2 separate regions of the Homo sapiens genome follow, and region 1 is linked to region 2. The links are chromatin loops, found by intact Hi-C in ENCODE. Cell type or tissue: heart left ventricle. All regions are shown on one strand. Links, peaks and the distances in the headings refer to the core of each region. The heading gives the core; the rest is flanking DNA.

The links. Hi-C counts contacts between places; a loop is a spot of excess contacts. Peaks named below come from ENCODE experiments on the same cell type or tissue, not always from the same donor. Only the 100,000 strongest peaks of a DNase experiment are listed, where the experiment ranks them.
Region 1: it touches region 2 in a loop (4-fold over the local background); 1 of 110 quality-filtered maps calls a loop at or near these places.

What each region holds. Positions count from the first base shown.
Region 1 is chr11:120,121,453-120,130,525 of GRCh38, forward strand. TRIM29 (tripartite motif containing 29) reads right to left here. Exons shown (of 9, transcript NM_012101.4): 2 at 6,948-7,043; 3 at 5,884-6,117; 4 at 4,239-4,437; 5 at 1,502-1,603. It overlaps LOC105369529 (a long non-coding RNA gene), which reads left to right and starts at 7,042. Exons shown (of 3, transcript XR_948100.3): 1 at 7,042-7,238. RefSeq lists enhancers at 2,223-2,730, 3,152-4,351, 3,489-3,783. In heart left ventricle, for the core only: no CTCF peak of the experiment used is centred there; a DNase peak (open chromatin) is centred at 3,771.
Region 2 is chr11:120,021,172-120,030,244 of GRCh38, forward strand. LOC105369527 (a long non-coding RNA gene) reads left to right here and starts at 5,582. Exons shown (of 2, transcript XR_948085.4): 1 at 5,582-6,031; 2 at 7,669-7,824. RefSeq lists an enhancer at 1,888-2,389. In heart left ventricle, for the core only: no CTCF peak of the experiment used is centred there; DNase peaks (open chromatin) are centred at 4,787 and 5,056; H3K27me3 peaks cover 1,352 bases.

The sequences.
Region 1 (9,073 bases), core at 329-8,328, 100 kb after region 2:
TCCACCCTGAGCCTGGGAGCTCCCAGAGGGCAGATTTCCTGTCCCTCCTGTCCTCGGCACAGGCTACCCACAGTGCTTGGGCAGGGATGCCGGGGGAACCTGTTTCTTCCATCACAGACATCATAGACTGACTCACAGTGCAGAGCTGGGAAGTCTCCCAGCATGTGAGCACAACCTCCCCTCTCTTCAGATACAGGTACTGAGGCCTGCCCAAGATGCCCCAGGCCCTAGGCCCTCGGGGTGGCATCATAGTGGGTGCTGCTGTTCCCTCCACCCCCTCCCACAACCTGCAGGAGGCTCACACTGGGCCCTCAGTCTCCTACAGAGCAGGAGAGACCCGCAGGAGCCTGTCAGGGCACTCGATGGCACCCCAGGGCCTGGTCCATGGATGGAAGGGAGAGACAGGAGGGACAGGGCCAGGGCGAGGCCAGGTAGGGGTTCTGAGGAGAGGGGTGCTGGGGCCGGCACTCCCAGAACTTGCCCAAAGGCACAGCACCCCAGGCAGGGAGGAGGCAGGCTGGCCGGCTGGGGCCTGGCCCACACCAGGAATGTCAGAGGAGGGAAAGCCCAACAACCAAGAAGCCCAGGGGTTGTTTTCAAACTGGGTGGGGCGGCACAGGTGCTTTTCTGTTGAGCTCATCTCTCCAAATCCCCCAAGCCTCTCCCATTGTGTGTGTGAGTGTGTGTGTGTGTGTGTGTGTGTGTGTGTGTGAAAGACGTGTGTGAATTACTGATTAGCTCCCGGAGGCTTCCCCCTCCCCAGCCCCTGTGCCTTACCCAGGCCTCCCTCCTCCCCCAGCCTCCCTCTCCCACATGCACAGGCACACACCCTCATGGTCCGAGGGCTGGCACACCCACCCTTATGTAACGGGTATTGCTGTGGTTTGTTGCTGGCGCCCAAGAATGTGAGAGGCCACCACAGGGCAAGGACAGGCAGGCACTGGTCTGTGCTAGGCCGGCACCTTGCAGGCTGGGACTGTCCAGGGCCTGAGAGGGAGGGCCAAGGGGGCCAGGGTGCAGAGCCAGGAAACTCAGAAGAGGAGGGACCACTCTCCCTGCCTAGGGGAGCAGAATGGTCCTGGGGTCGGCAGCCATCTCACAGGGCTCAGCCCCTACAAAACCTGAGCCAAAGCAAAACACAGCACCGGCCTGGCAGAAGGGAGCCCAGGAGACCTCCGGAAGGAAAGAGAAGCAGAGGTGTGGGCTGGAAGTGAGAAGGCAAGGAGGGCAAAGAGGTGCTGCCTGTGTGGCCCGGGAGGAATGCCTCTGAGGAGCTGGCACCAGGTAACTTCTCATTCGAACCAGGACACTTCTGAGAGCTAACACAGACCTGTTCATCATCACATCAGGACAACACGTAGATGCCAGGACTTTCCCAGGCAAACTGGACATGCCATCACCCCCACTCAGAAGGAACCTGGCTGAGAGTCACTGCACGGACTTTGGGGGCCCCTGGGCAGCAGGAGAGACACTAGGTCTGGGGTGAGGGGCTCCCTCTTACCTTTGGGTGTCAGGTACATGGAGTATCTCTTCATGGTGTCCGGTGCACTCCACTCACCCCCGAAGCTGTTCGTGTAGTTGTTCACATAGCGATGGTCACCACCTAGGAAGCAGAGGGTCGGGTCAGCAGAGGAGCCAGGTGGGAAGGAGGAGCCAGCCACTGGGGACTTTTGGGGCTCAGATGAGTCACCCCATAGCCCTTCCCCTATCTCCCAGGCAGATCCAAGTTTCCCCAACCTCTCAGAGAATATGACGCCCTGCCCAGCATTCACTCGGTTCCTGAGCTCTTGGTGGAGAAGGTGTCTGCAAAGAGCCATCCACCCTCTTGAACTAAGCCCTTGTAAATACGATTGTGTGCACAACACTTCCTAGCACTTCACCTTTACAAGGTGCTATTAATGCCCATTTCTTATTTGATCCATACATCAATTGTGGTTGTATCCCCCTGAGACAGATAAGGAAATTGAGACTCAGGAAGTAAGAGAAGCAGCTTGCCCAATGTCACATGCCGATAAGGGCAGAGTTGGGGATTGAGCTCTGGCTCGCTACTTCCGGGTTCAGTCCCAGCCACTGCTGGCAGCCTAAGGTGAGGGGATGAGGTCCCAGTGTTGGCCTCCATGGCCCAGGGATCCAGGCAGTGGAGTGAGCTGCTATGGCAGGGGCCACTCAACTGCAGACCCCCTAACTCAAACAGATCTGCTGCTCGACACTTGACTTCCCTCAGCCACCTCCACCCCATTCCTTTCTCTTTCGACTTCCCCGTCTTCTACTTTCCCTGTCCTTCCCTCTCTCTCTCCTGAGCAAGAGGAGAAATGTGCCTGAGACCCTCATTCTTCATCTTCATCACCTGCGCCTATCAGTGTCCTGGTGCACAGCAGATACTCAAAGAATAAACAAATGCCCTCCTAGGTGTTAGCCCAGCCCTGTGCCCCACAGAGTCCAGGATGAAGTGGCCTGGTGTCTCTTAGCGCAGGGGCCTTTGAGGGTGTGGACGAGTCCCTGGTCTGGTGGGCAGGCTAGCATCGGGGAGGAGTGGATGGTCACTCCACTGTCTGACTCACCGGCCACCACCTCCTAGAGCAGACACACTCCCAGCAGCCACACGAAAAAACAACACAGAGGCAGAGGAGCCGCCCCCACGGCCCCAGGCACAGGTGTGGGCTACTGAATCAGCAGTGCCCATCCCTGCTCCTGCTTGCCACCTCGCCACACACCTCGTACAGGACGCAGGGCCACACCTGTACAGAGGCCGTGGCCAGCATTGTGACCTAGAAATGGGACAGTGAGCGGCCAGGAGCCTGAACAGTTTCTGCAAGGCTCACCCCACCCCAGTCTAGGCCATCCCCCAGGCCTGGCCGGACCTCACCGGAGGGGCTGCCCTGCCGAGTTTGTACCCCAGGGACGATGATTATCACACTCCTCAACCCCACTTCTGCAGCCACCGCCAGCCGCAGCTTCTCAGATGAGAGGGCATGGGAGACTGAACAGCAGAGTGTTCAACCCCGCCGTACCCCCTACCGAGCAGTGCGCCCTTTGAAAGGATGCTTCTCTGAGCCTCAGCCTTCTCGCCTGTAAAATGCAGTACACCCCACAGGGAAAATAAGGTAATGTGCGTGAGAAGCTCAGTGAAATGCCCGGCATCGAGCGAGCACTCAATCATTGTCAGCTGTCACCATCACCATTAGCATCATCACTATTGTCATTAGAAGGAGGATTTCGGGATCTGAGTGCCGTTTGAAGCCAAATGATTGTCTTGCTGAAATGGCTTATCTGTCCTTGTGTGTGATTGAATGTCCCCCACATTTCACAGGGACACCATGTGATATTGCCATCGCCAAGGTGCACAAATGGCCTCCTGAACCCCAACCCTTCTGCACACTTTTATCCCCCTCACCCCCTTCTCCTCCCCCAAAGAATCATATGCTGTGTCTGGAGAGCAATCAGGGGTCCTTTCCTTTGGGGTATTCACGTCTAGCAGTCATTAACAAGGCTGTACTCTCAAGGCCCCGTGCAACGCCTGGGACACCGGGTGGGGCCTTGGGGAAAGTGCCCAGGCTTCAGGCCCTAAAGGGACTGGGTGGAAAAGGACTTGACGATGTTGTTTCTCAGGTTCAGAGGTTTTCTGTGAGATGATTCAGTTGACCTCTGAGGGGACAGCATGACTCAGAAGAAGAGCTGACTTCAAGGGAGCTGGTGAGTCACAGAGACACTGTGTCCCACCGTCCCCAGCCCAGCTCAACAGGCCAAGTCCAGCCTCTGGGCTCAGCACTGCTCAGCATGGCCATGATGACAGGCAAGTCCTCCCTCCAGGCATGGCTGCAGTTCTAGGTCACGTCTGCTAGAGTCTGCAAAGCCACCAGTTTGGAATCTGGCCCATACTAGTGGCAGCATCCACACAGCTGCTGGGCTGGGCCCGGCAATTAGATGTAGATCTGAACGAAACCAGTCTCTGAGTTTGATGGACAACCCACAGAGAGGAGGCATTTGTGGAGCCAGTGCCCAGGATGTCCCTGCTCTGGAGGTCTCTTCCTATAGTTGCATAACTTTGGCAGCAAGTTCAAAGGAGGAGGAGGGTTAGAATCCCTGTATCCTAGTCCAAACGGCCTGAGGAAGGGTGGGTGGGTGGGTGGGAACAATGAGAAGAAGCTCACTGGAGGCCAGCCCATGTCAGGCAGCAGGAATTGATTTGGGAGAGAAAGGTCTATGGCCTTGGGGCCCAGCCACGAGAGGGGACCTACCGTTCTCCATGTGGTTCCTCTCAATGAAGTTACGGCTCAGGTCCGCCTTGCACATCTTCTCAACGTGGCGCATGCATACATTGAGCAGGTCGTCCTTGAAGTTGCCTAGTGACTGTCCCAGGCCCTCCCCCTCCAGCAGGACATGATAGGTGGGCAGGGGTGGGGGGAGAGAGTAATTGCTCATCAATGCACCAAATTCCTACCAAGAAAGGAAAGAACCATTAACTGCCTGGGTCTTCATGAGCTATGAGGACGCTTCTCTGCCAGGGGCTCTCACAGTGCAGCTGGGGGTCTCAGCGCTGCAAGCCCCACTCTTCCTCACTGGATGTTTGTTTCTTCTGTAACATGAAAAGGTTCAACTAAAAGCCACTGGATGCTAACATCCCTGATGGCACTAGCGTTCAGATGTGTGACTCCACGACTCCCACCTCTAAAGTGGGTGCATCTGTTTACCTCATAGGGTTTATGAGAGGGACACAAACTGCAAAGACTGGGAGTGAACACACTAAAGAAATGCAAGGAATTACTATAGAATTTGGGGTCAGCCATGGTGGTATTTCTTTCTTTCTTTTTTTTTTTTTTGAGGCGAGTCTCACTCTGTTACCCAGGCTGAATCTCAGCTCACTGCAACCTCCGTCTTTTGGGTTCAAGCAATTCTCCTGCCTCAGCCTCTCAAGTAGCTGGGATTACAGGTGTGTGACACCATGCCTAGCTAATTTTTTTTTGTATTTTTAGTAGAGATGGGGTTTCATCATGTTGGCCAGGCTGGTCTTGAACTCCTGATCTCAGGTGATCCACCTACCTTGGCCTCCCAAAGTGCTGGGATTACAGGCGTGAGCCACCATGCCCAGCCCACAGTGGTATTTCAACTTTTACACGCCATGCTCAGTGCTGCCTTTGCACTTCTCATTTCCCTTACTCCTCACCGAAGACTCTGTCCTCCCTCTCAAATCCTAACCGGCCTCCAAGACCCAGTTCAAACTCCACCTCCTCCACAAAGCTGTCTTAGCTTCCTCCAGCCCACCTGCCCTTCTCTGAGCTTCTACAGGCACTTATCTCCTGAGCCATATGCTTTATCATTTAATTACACACTTTTCTATATTGTTCTTTAATTGTACATGTCTTATCTTCCCAGCTGGATTGCAGTTGCTTGGAGGCAGAAACCATGTCTTGTACTTCTCTATTCGCCACAGCACCTAATAGAGTACTGGGCATGCAGTAGTATCTAAAACACTCTAGCAGATGGAAGGATGAATGGATGAATAGACAAACGGACTAGATCCAAGATAACAAATATGCAGCACTCCTACACCACTCCCCCTCTACCCGATTCACTGATCTCACAACTCTTTCCTACTGAGCCCAGAGCACTGCTAGCACATATCAATTGAAGTTGGTAAAAGGTGATATTTGTTTGCCATCTTGAGAGTAGGTAAAGAAATGGATTGGATTTAAAAAATTAAACAGAGAGAATGGCGCTTGGATAGATGGATGAATGGATGGATGGTTGGATGGCTGGATGGTGGATGAACAGATAGACGAATAGGTGGATAAGTGGATAGGTGGATGGATGGATGTTGGAGGGGGGTCTCAAAAAGTGGATTGTGAAATCGAGGGCTTGAGTGACAGAGGAGTGGCTTGTTACCTGCAGAAACAACACAGAGTCGCTGATGCTATGCAGCTGCTCCCGGGTCTGCTTGTCCTCATGCAGCACCTTGGCTCTCTCATCCAGAGCATCCATGATCACCTTCACTTGGTCCACAGCATCCTGCTCCCGCTGCTCCAGCGCAGCCCTCACTTCCTCCTTTTGCTTCTCCAGGTCCCGCACCAGGTCCCGGAAGTTCTGCTCCAGGATGGCCTTCTCATTGGTGGTGAAGCTCTGGAGGTCCAGAGTCAGGGAAGAGATTAGGCAGGGCTTTAGTTAGGGAAAGAAATCACCCTAGTCGGGTATGTCTTTAGGTTTCCAGCACAGGATCAGGGCATTCCCACTGCCCCAACCTGGCAAGCCTATTTGGCCAAGAATCTCATTCAAAGGCATCACTGAGGGATGCCACCTACTGACAGAGATAGCCAGGTTTGTTCACAGTCCACGCTTCTTATCTACCTGTGGCTCCTTCCTCTTGGTGGGTTGATATGAGCCATCATTCCCTGTGGGCCCCAAAGTTCTCCCATGGGTCACAATATGCTCCCTGAAACCCTAACCAGAACCAAACATTATTCAGAAAATGAATGTATATGTAGAAATGTGTATTCAGAAAATGAATGTGTATGCTGGCTGTGTATGTAGTCAGGGTCAAGCAGGCAGTGATTTCAGATTGTGGTTTGCAATTACCCAAACCATGGCAGACATACATTTAGCCAAAATGGCATAAGTAGAGAAGAAATGGTGTGTATTTGGTGGCTGGGGAGTCTTGTGGGCAGAACAGACATTGGAGGACATTGGAAGACACACTGGAGGAAAGTCTGGGGTCTTTACTTGCTGGGATAATATGAAATGGGCATTAGGTCACAGACAGGATCCCACCTGAGTGCCTGGCTCAGACTGAGAAGGGGAGTTGGTGAGAATGTCAGAGGAGGTGGGAGAAGCCAGAAGAAACATATTGGGATGTCTACGTGGGCCTGGGACTCAAATGGGAGCCAAGGCCTGCGTCTTTCCAGGCAGGCCAGGTCGGGTAAGGGAGCAGCAAGGTGAGCTTGGGGGCTGCTCACCTTGATGCGGTCCTTCTCCTTCTGCCACTTCTCAGCTTCATCCTCAATCTCAATGATCTTGAGCTGCAGCTGCTCCTTTTGCAATGACAGCTCCGTCTGCAGAGAAAGAGCCAGGATTGGAGAAGTCAGGGGGAGGAGATGGAAGAGAACCAGAGAACCAGGGAGCGGCTCCACTCAGGGGGCACACTCGCAGCCAGGGCTCATCACTCATCTATTCAGCTCTTCATTCAGCAAACATTCATCAGGACCTCGGATATGCCAGGCACCATGCCAGTCGCCAAGGATCTAGCAGTAAGTTAAATACCATCTTGCTGTATTCTCAGGCCACTAGGGCTGGATATCCTAGCCATGTCTTTTTAAGGGCTAAACCTCTGCCTATCTCCTCCACCCAGCAAGAGCAGGAGGGAAACTCATTTACAGGGTGCTTGCCCTTTTCAGTGGACCTGGGGACAATGGGAAGAGAAAGGAAGGGGATCCAGCCCAGCTCAGCCCAGCCCAGCCCAGGGAGTGTCTCGTGGCAGTAACAGTGTGCAGCGTTTCTATGGCATGACGTAGGGCTGTGTTGCAAGCAGCAGCCAGGGTTGCCGCCGGCGTGGACTCCGTCTGGGCAGGCACAGCTATAAAACCTGTTTATGGGAAAGGGAAGGCATTCTGCAGTTTTGGCAAGACGGAGACTTTTACCCAGGGGCTCTGGGGAAGGAGAAGGCTGGAGAGGAAGGCAGTGTAGAGTGGAAGAAGAGGTTGTAGGGACCCCTGCTCAGGAAGAGGACACAGACTGTTGGGGTCTGGGGTGGTTTAGGAAGAGGTTGTATCAGTAGCACACTGGGACATTAGCTTTCACTCCCATACTCACCTTTCATGTGGGGAAATGCCCTTCTCTGAAAAGCAGCCACAATAGAGACAAAAGGAGAGGCATGAAGCTAAGGCCAATCCCATCCAGCCAAGCCTCTGTTCTGCTGGGCTGTCCTGTAGGACACTCAAAGCCCCTTCTAGCATGGACAATAGGTGGATGATCTCCACCTGACAGAACAAAGCATCCAAGAGAGCCTTGGATTGCTCCAGATCTCCCCACTACCACTGGGTTTTGAATGCAGAGTCCCACCCCTTTCTCTGGCCATCACCTTGCGGAGCCCAAAAGAATAGTCAAGGTGAGGATGCCACAAACCTCTAGGAATGGGAGTCCCATCAGCCAGGAGTCATGAGCACCTGGGCACATGCAACACCATGCGGCACACCTTCTGAACGCCCCACCGGGCCAAGGAAGTGCTAACAGGGGACCTCCTGCAGGCACCCGGGGAAGTGGATCCGATGGCAGATAGAGCTTCCCTGGCTTTCCTGGAAAAGGTGCCCGGAGGGTGGGGAAGGCATGGGGCAAGAGCCACAGAGCTTCCCAGAGAGTCCTTGAATCCCTGGCCTCCCCGCCCCCACCACCACATTCCTGGACTCTCCAGGCAGGGAGATTCAGAGTTGTTCTCAGTAGCATTTGCCCCACCAGCAAACGGCCGGAAATGCCATAGCATGGAAAATACCATCACCAGAGATGGAAAAGAGGACCTAAGGAGATGAGGATGGAGATTTGGCCCCATCTCTGGAAAAAAGTCTGGAGAGAAGCCAGCAGCCACTAAATAAGGTGGTGAGAGAGTGGAAAACAGAGAAAGCAGGCCCACTGTAATGGCAGAAACTCGACCCTCACACTCTCTGACGATGCAGAGCCCAAGAGCCCAGGAAACACAGGCTGGCAGATCCCACAGCCCCAAAGGCCTCTTAGGAGGCTGGATTTGGCAAGCAGATCTGAGCTGTGAGGAAGAGTCCAAGAGAGTGGACTGGGGGTCTGTCCGAAGCACCTTTCTCATCCCTGGAGAACTCCTGAGTGAAGTCCAAGGTCAGGGAACAGCTGGAGACCCCCAACCTCCTGACCCAGCTCAGTGATGGAGGAGTTGGCACCTGGGTTCCTCACCCCACCTTACCACCCCGAGGACAAGGTCTGATGGAAAGGAAAGCAGAGAACAAAACACAATCCCTCCCACCATAGGCCAGGGCCCAGCGCTGGTAAAAGTCCTGTCTCAAATAGGAGATGGGCAGCCCTTCCATGAAATGAGCAATGGTGGGCTCAGAGGGGGCTCCCC
Region 2 (9,073 bases), core at 801-8,800:
GCAGCCTGGAAAGCCATAAAAACAGATAAGCCCCAACCCCTCCTCCTGCTCCTGGTGCCCAAGCCCAAGCCTCAGAGTCTGCTCTTCCTACGTAAGCCACATCCACCAGCACCAGTGGAAAAGGAACCAGAGAGGGGCATTCATGCACTCGGGTTGATTTCATCCTCTAGGGCATCACCCACTGGCACATACAGCCTAATACATGTCCAGTGAATCCTTAGTCTAAAATGGGGTTCACAAATTCAAATTCCTACAGAGGCCTACTAGGGAAGGTAAGTAAGTGGATGAAGTGGGCCCACGGAGAGACAAGAGGAAGGGGTGGGGACTGGGGTGGACCCAGGAACGCACAAGTCTTGTGTAAGAGGAGCACCATGCTTCAGGGCCTACATTCCCACATGATTGGTAATGTCCAGTGTAATCAGGCCTCCTGATTTTTCAAGATAAGCCAAAAATTCAAGCTTTTCTGTAAACTGTTTCAATTTTAAATATCGACAACAAATCCAAAAAATTTGAAATACGGTATGGGCCAAACAAAACACATTCTCAGGCCAAAGGCCAGGTTGTGATAAGGCCCTAGAGGTCAACGTCCCCTTGGGGCAGGAACCACAGCAGAGCCCAAGAGCTGTATTCTCCACTGAAAGGATTTGCTTTAACCTCCTGGTCAAGGCATAAATCCTCCATTCAACATTCCAAGCAAGCGGTTTTCCAGCCCATCCTTGAAATCTCCAGTGACTGGGAGATGGACCTGGGATTGTGTGCTCTCTCCCCTGCCCTCTTCCGCTGGCTCTGACCATTCCTTTAGGACTCAGCCAAGATGTTACCTATTCCAGGAAGCTTTCTAGGATCCCAATATCTATATTAGAGACTCTCCATCTATGTGTTCATGGCCCCCTAGACCTCTCTTATCTCAATTCTCTCCACGCTGCATTACGTGTCTGTCTTCCCACTAGGCTGAGAGCTCCTGAGAGCCAAGGCTGTATATACAGTGGTTAACACACACAGTTCGTATATCAACTGGCCTTTTTTTTTATTGCAAGTCATAAAAACTCCATCAGACTCTCTTAAGTACACAGAAAATGTATTCTCCATAAAAGTGGCCAAGAAGGCGTAGGCCGAATTCAGGCACAATTGAGTCTGGGGTTCACATGATGTCAACCACTCCTGCCTCACCCCACCTCTCCCCTGCACTCAGCTTCCATCTCCTGCCCAGGCAGTAGCAAGATGGCAGCCAAAGAGAGACAATCCAAAATGCATAAACATCATTACTAATCCCTTTTATTGAACAGAAAATGGAGGCACAAAGATGTGAAGTAACTTGCTCAAGATCACACGAGTATGAGGTGAAAAAGTGAGGGAACGAAGGAAGCAGTTGGCTTCCAGAACTCATGCATTAAACACGTTATAATTCTGCCCCCCAAAATATGCCTTTTTCTTGGCCAGTTCCAAATGTGGCCCCTTATGGCCAGGCCACCATCGTCTAGATGATATTTGGTTGGTGCAAATGTAATTGCAGTTTTGCCATTACTTTCAATGGCAAAAACCACAATTACTTTTGCACCAGCCTATACAATTAACACCCTGTCCCTGTCCCCTGAAATGTCAACAGCATAGAATGGTAGAGGAGGAGCAGAATAACTTCAATTAAAGGAGAATTGCACAGAGGGCACCCGCCCACAGCACAGCGGCAGTGCTCTCAGTACCTGGCAGGAAGCAAGGTTCTTTGTCCTTCAGCGTATTTTCCAGGAGAGCTCCCTTGCCCACTGTCTCTCCCAAGCCCACATTTGGGATGGGCGACAGGGAAGATGCAACTTCTGGGAAGCAGCTCTCTACTGGATGGGGTAGTGGGGACCTGAGGATTGATTGCCTTAAATGATGGGCTTCTTAGATTATTTGACGGATTTGGTGTTTCTCTTGTAAAAAACTTCTCTCAGATCTTAAGTAAATGATGGGCATCTTAGGTTATTTGGCAGATTTGGTGTTTCTTTTGTAGAATAATTCTCTCAGATCTTTAGCAAGCTGTTGGTGTCCACTTCTAGCCTTCCCCATGGGTTAGTACCTGAAGCCCCAGCCCTCACTGAGCCATTGACTTTGATGTGCAACCTGGGCAGTGCTCTGCCCTTCCCCCAGCCAACAGCTTACCGGCATCCATCTGAGACTCCACCTCCAGGAGGCAATTTGAAACAATGCCTGAAGGAGGGGAGGGGATTACTTGGCTCCTTGACTCCAGCCACATCCCCTGCATTGAGTGGGGGGCTCATCACAGGAGGTGCTTGGGAAGGGTCTAGGGGATCAGTGTGTCCCCAGGTTGCTTGCTTTCCTGCCTTTATGCACACTAATTTTAGGTTGGAATCGGTCCTTTAGCTTTCCAACGCTGCATTCCTCCATACTTCTGGCTGCTGTGAATTTCAGGTCATAGGCAAGAGGTGCCTCTCTCAGTAAAGCTTAATGTAAATGCCACCTGCTTTCAAACCAGCCATTTTCAACCTAAGCTTGTCACTTTTTAATAGGACCTTACTGAAGGTCACTTCTGTTTAGCAAGAGCTCCAACCTTTCAGCCAGGGTCCGTGAGTCCTCACCACCTGACACCTCCACTCCACTCAGCCAACAACGTACGCGTGACTTGCCACTTGCACGTTCCACTCCTGGAATCAACTTCTGCATCAATTTTGTTTAAAAGTAACAAAAGAAACCAAACTATCCCAGGTGAAAAGAAGTGCATTGATTCATAGATCTGAAAATGCCAGGGTCTGACTCCTGGCACAGCTGGGTTCAGGGGCTCAATGTCATCAGTACGTGCGTGGTCTTTCTGTTTGTTGCATCTTTCTTCCATGTTTTGGTTTCTTCTCCAGTTCCCTGTGGTTGCTCAGCGTTCCAGACCCATATCCTCACCAATTAATGTCCAGCAGGTTGAAGTTAGAGCTTTGTTTCTCCAGGAGTCAAAAACTCAAAGCCACTCTCACTGGTCCAAATTTGTCATGTGTCCATCCTTGAAGGAAGAGCCTAGGAGATACAGCACTCCGATTGGCCAGGCCTGATCACACGCCTACCCCTGGAGGGGGAGTCAGGGCCTCCTACAAGGAAGGGAGTGAGGAAAGAGGATTTCTTCAGAGAGAGACTGGAGAGCAGCAACATCCCACTGGGTGAGCGGAGGCTGGGCAGTCGGAACAGCAGAAGCCTATACAATGGATGCTTAGCAGGTGTTTATCCTGGGGGTGAACAAATGAGCCACTCACCCTCTGTGCCTGAGTAGGCAAGTATTCTGGAAAGAAGATATATCTTTTTTCTTTCCTATTCAAGAAGTCTGAGCCAGCAAAAAATGCTGTGTCCTAAGAACCTGTTTGCATTTACAGTGAATTCTCAATTATCTGTCTGTGGCAGATTCTCTCTGGACTATCCAGGTTGAGTCCCGCAGCACTGCAGGTTTCTAAGCAAAAGCAGAAGGCCAGACTACATTACTTTGAACATTCCGTAATTCAGCAAGCTTTGCCTCTACTCAGGCTATCAGACAGTGCATGCTCAGGGAATGCTAGCTCACAGTCATATTTGTCCGAGCAAAGCAGACACAGGAAAGCAAGTCCACTTTTGGCAGGAAGAGGCAGAAAGTGGGACCTGGGTGGGAAGCCACAGAAACCCTCGCAGAGCCATTCCTGGGGCGAGCCCAAGCACATGAGCATACACTTCCTACATAGCTTGGGATTATCAGCCTCGCTGTCTCCAGCCACTGGCATGGATACTTGGGACCTGACCATCCTGGCCAGGTGGTCATGCTATATGACTGATATAAACTAAAGAGTGTGCATACTGGCTGGGCACAGTGGCTCAGGTCTGTAATCCTAGCACTTTGGGAGGCTGGGGCTGGAGGATTGCCTGAGGCCAGGAATTTGAGACCAGCCTAAGCAACTCAGAAAGACCCTGTCTCTACAAAAAAAAAAAAAAAAAAAATTTAGCCAGACATGTCTGTGCATGCCTGTAGTCCAAGCTACTCCGGAGGCAGGAGGATTGCCTGAGTCCAGGCATCTGAGGCTGCAGTGAGCTATGATGGTGCCACTGCACTCCAGTCTGGGTGACAGAGCAAGACCCTGTCTCTAAAATTTAAAAATAAAAAAAGCATGTGTGCTGTCGCTATTACCTACTTCTGAACTTGCTTAGGAGCCAACTGAGGTTGGATTCCCTAGAAGCAGATCCTGAGCAAAGGATACCTGGGGAAGGTATTCATCAGAGGAATGCTACATGAAGGAACCAAACAGTTAGTGGGCCAGTAGTGGGCCCCTCCCGAACAAGGAAGGGGAAGAAGACAAGAAAGGCTGTGATTTCAGGGAAGTCGTAGCCTCAGCCTGAAAAGCCTCAACCATGGAAAGCCCTGGCGTGTGAATTACATCACAGACATTCTTTTCCCATCTTAAGGCAAAGGCACTGGACTTTCCTATCCTTGCACTCTACAGGGATGGGGGAAGGGGAGAGGGTGCTAAACACCCAGGCACGTCCAGCTGTGGTGGCCTCAGGTGCCCCAGAGCAATCCTCTGAAGGCTGCAGGTGCAAGCTTTTGAGAGGTGACAGCATGCTGGCAGCCCTCGCAGCCCTGGCTCGCTCTCGGCTCCTGCTCAGCCTTGGCGCCCACTCTGGCCGCACTTGAGGAGCCCTTCAGCCCGCCACTGCACCGTAGGAGCTCTTCTCTGGGCTGGCCGAGGCCGAAGCCGGCTCCCTCGGCTTGCGGGGAAGTGTGGAGGGAGAGGCACGGGCGGGAACCGAGGCGGCGCGCCGCGCTTGCGGGCCAGCTAGAGTTCCGGGTGGGCGTGGACTTGGTGGGCCCCACACTCGGAGCAGCCGGCCGGCCCTGCCGGCCCGGGGCAGTGAGGGGCTTAGCTCCCAGGCCAGCAGCTGCGGAGGGTGCGCCGGGCCCCCCAGCAGTGCTGGCCCACCAGCGCTGCGCTCGATTTCTCGCCGGGCCTTAGCTGCCTCCCCGCGGGGCAGGGCTCGGGACTTGCAGCCCACCATGCCTGAGTCTCCCCACCACCACCGTGGGCTCCTGCGCGGCCTGAGTCTGCCTAACGAGCGCCGCCCCCTGCTCCACGGCGCCCGGTCCCATCGACAGCCCAAGGGCTGAGGAGTGCGGGTGCACGGCGTGGGACTGGCAGGCAGCTCCACCTGCGGCCCGGTGCGAGATCCACTGAGTGAAGCCAGCTGGGCTCCTGAGTCTAGTGGGGACTTGGAGAATCTTTCTGTCTGGCTAAGGGCTTGTAAATGCACCAATCAGCGCTCTGTGTCTAGCTAATCTGGTGGGGACTTGGAGAATCTTTATGTCTAGCTAAGGGATTATGAATGCACCAATTGGCACTCTGTGTCTAGCTCAAGGTTGGTAAACACACCAATCCACACTCTGTATTTAGCTAATCTAGTGGGGACGTGGAGAACTTTTGTGTCTTGCTCAGGGATTGCAAACGCACCAATCAGCACCCTGTCAAAACGGACCAATCAGCACCCTGTCAAAACAAACCAATCGGCTGTCTGTAAAATGGACCAATCAGCAGGATGTGGGTGGGGCCAGATAATAGAATAAAAGCAGGCTGCCTGAACTCACAGTGGCAACCAGCTTGGGTCTGCTCCCACGCTGTTGGGGCGGGGGCGGGGGGGGGGTTGTTCTTTTGCTCCTTGGGTCCACACTGCGTTTATGAGCTGTAATATTCACCGCAAAGGTCTGCAGCTTCACTACTAAGCCAACGAGACCACAAACCCACCAGGAGGAACGACAATTCCAGACGCGTGGCTTTAACAGCTGTTAACACTCACCGCGAAGGTCTGTAGCTTCATTTCTGAGTCAGCGAGACCACGAACCCACCAGAAAGAAGAAACTCCGAACACACCCGAACCTCAGAAGGAACAAATTCCGGACACGCCGCCTTTAAGAACTGTAACACTCACCACAAGGGTCCGCGGCTTCATTCTTGAAGTCAGTGAGACCAAGAACCCACTAATTCCGGACACACTTTGACCAGCAGAGCAGGCAGAAGTAAAGCCACGGTTCACAGAAGTGGTGAGGGGAATACGTGGGTCCTAGGCGGACGCTGTCTATATCTGGTACAGGGGCAAAAGCACAGAGGTGTTCTCCAATTGCCCCAAGCCCCGCAGGAGCAGGCACAGAGGGAAGTGAGGGCTTCCAGTCCCCTGGGCCCCTAATTTCTGAATAGTTCCCCGATCCCCCACCTCACGCTCTTCCTGATGTCTGGTCTTTTTCTGGTTCCGTGTCTAGGCTGCCCCGGCTGGACACAGGCTCAATCTTGCTGGAATCTGTCCTCTTACTCCCCTACCCCAGCCCAGTGCCCCACCAGCGTGCTCCACTCAGCATCCTGATTTTCCCTGGAATGTGCCACTTTGCCACCATTTCCCTTTCAACAGATGGAATATAGCAAGTTCGCTTTCTGTATCAATCATGTCACAAATCATTAAGCATATCGACATCAAGCAGAGCCAGCCTGTGTAGTCGCAAAGGGGTCGGGTGTTCTTCCACTGCCGAGCAGGCAGGTGCCACTACCTCGTCCTCAACTGTCAGGAGTCCCACCCACTTGGGGGCCCCAAGCCAGCGGCCCCAACCTGCTCTTAGCTCCACAGGGTAGCACGGAGGTCATGTGATTTATCTGGATCCTCTGCAGGAACCCTTCCCCAGACCACAGCTTTAACAGCCGATCTTCAGAAGCCAGAGACAGGAGGTCCTGACAAAGGGCAGTCCAGCTCTGCATTCATCTAACAGCAAAAGCTGGTTGCACAGCCACCCAGGGCTTCCACAGGTGCAGGCTCAGCCCATCTTCAAGGAGCTCACACCTTACTCCAAGATCACTTCCTCCCACTGCCCTCCTCAGGGCAGGACCACGTTCAATGATCTCATGAGAATCTCAGCGCTTTCTAACCTATCTCATTATCCCTCACAATAACCCTGTGCAGTTCATATTTTTATCAACATGTTATAGAAGAGGCCCAGGGAAGTCCAGTGGCTTGCCATTGTCACACAGCTAAAAAGTAGCAGTTGCCAGGCTTCAAACCCAAGTCTGTCTGGCTCTGCAGTCAGCACCATTCCCCATGCAGCTATAATGTATTCTTTGCCTTTCAGCTGAGGGTCTTCCTCCATAATTCTGCTCAAAAGTCCTCAATATAAGTGCTTTGTGATATCTACCTTAATCCCCTCTATTTGTTACTTAAACCCACTTCCTCTTTTCATTGACAAATGGACAGATGTTTGCTCACCTACTGCCTTTCCTCTTCCAGATACATTTCTAGTGTTTGCTTTTAAGCACCCATGGCGGGAGATGGAAGAGGAGAGGAGGGGGCGATCATGAGATAACAGTAGATAAAATAATGTCCCCTCAAAAATGGTGCAGAACCCAGCCGGCATCCTGTGCAAATAGTACCCACTTACACAAATCTGAGAGCTATGCCTCCTTAACTTTGTGCCTGAAGTACCTTGCTGGCATGGCTCCGGTCCAGCCCCTGACATGCACGCAGACACTCATGTGAGGTGTCTTGTCATCTTCCATCCCTGAGTCCACCCATACAGTTGCCCTAGCTCCACCTTTTCCCTGACCCCTCCCACACACAGCCTTCCATGCCTCGCTCCCACAACCCGCTCCCTCGGTGAAGTCATCTCACATGTGACGCCCCCACCTAATGTCTTCCCAGCAGCCTCCCCCAACGCCAGTGCCCTGGGTCCAAGAGCAGAATCTCAGTGTTCCTGCAGAAGTCACCATGGAAGAATAATCGTGTTGTGATTTTGAAAGGAAATTGAAATCCCCTCTTTACTGCTTTCTAAATGAACCTTATAATTTTCTCCCTGTCTACAACCTCCCTGTGCACTGGCTTCTCTGTATCTGTGTGCATATTTGTGCGAGAGAGAGTGAGCTCAGTTCTAGCAAGTAGGGCCTCTGGTGGATCCGCGGGAAGGACCCGTCACCCAGCAGGATGGAGTGTGAGCTCTGTGGCCAGGAGTCACAGTGCACAAGGCACCCTCTCCCCTAGGCACCCTCTCCCCTGCCCATTCTTAGCCCCTCGGGTTGGAGCCTCCGAAATGGAACTGGCGTGATGGAGCCTGAGTGCACCAGGAGTTTTCCCGGGTTGGATGAGCCAAGCTTGTCTGAGGGAACCAGGGCTGGAGGACAGAAGAGCAGTCCAGGGAGCAGGGCAGCAGGGAACTCTGGAAGGCAATGGGGCTGTGGATTAAAGGGTGGGAGGAATGTCCCGGGAGGCCAAGAACAAAAGGTGGTCCTAGTGGCAAACTCGCAGAAGGATCTAGAAGAGAAGTGTCAGGCAGGGGCAGGGAAAAAGAGGAGGAGCCAGGGCTCCTGGGCAGCATGGGCGATGGGCACACCTGAGGGGTGTGGCCTATTCAGAAACCCCTGACCTGTCCAGGCCTGCTCATCTGGGGAGGGTGGGAAATCAGGACCATTCTTCCCTCAGTAGGGGCAGGGAGAAGTGAACCCAATCAAAGGGTGAGCCAGGCCATCCCTGTGCTGTGAGGAGTGAGTTGGTCCTCAAGCATCCGGCTTCCTCTGGGGGCAGTGATCTTGGATACTTGGGCTGCACCTCTACCTTTTTTGACTATCCCAGAGTAGATAACTAAGACCCAAAGCTGAAAACAAAGAGCATCAAGAACCCTATACCATAAAACAATTGGGCCTTGACCACTCCTTGTGGCTTACTAAGAGGCTAGCCCAAATGCCATGGCTTCTTGCTCTTGTCTGCTGATATGTGGACCACAGGCCTCGGGGAGGGGTTGCAGCTCAAAGAGACTTGTATTAGTCCATTTTCACACTGCTATAAAGAAATACTTGAGACTGGGTAATTTATAAAGGAAACAGGTTTAATTGACTCACAGTTCCGCATGGCTGGGGGGGCCTCAGGAAATTTACAGTCATGGCAGAAGGAGAAGGGGAAGCAAGGACCTTCTTCACATGGTGGCAGGAGGGAGAAGAGAGAGCAAAGAGAGAAGAGCCCCTTATGAAACCATCAGATCTCCAGAGAATTCACTCACCGTCAAGAGAACAGCATGGGGGAAACCACTCCCACGATCCAATCACCTCCTTCCCTG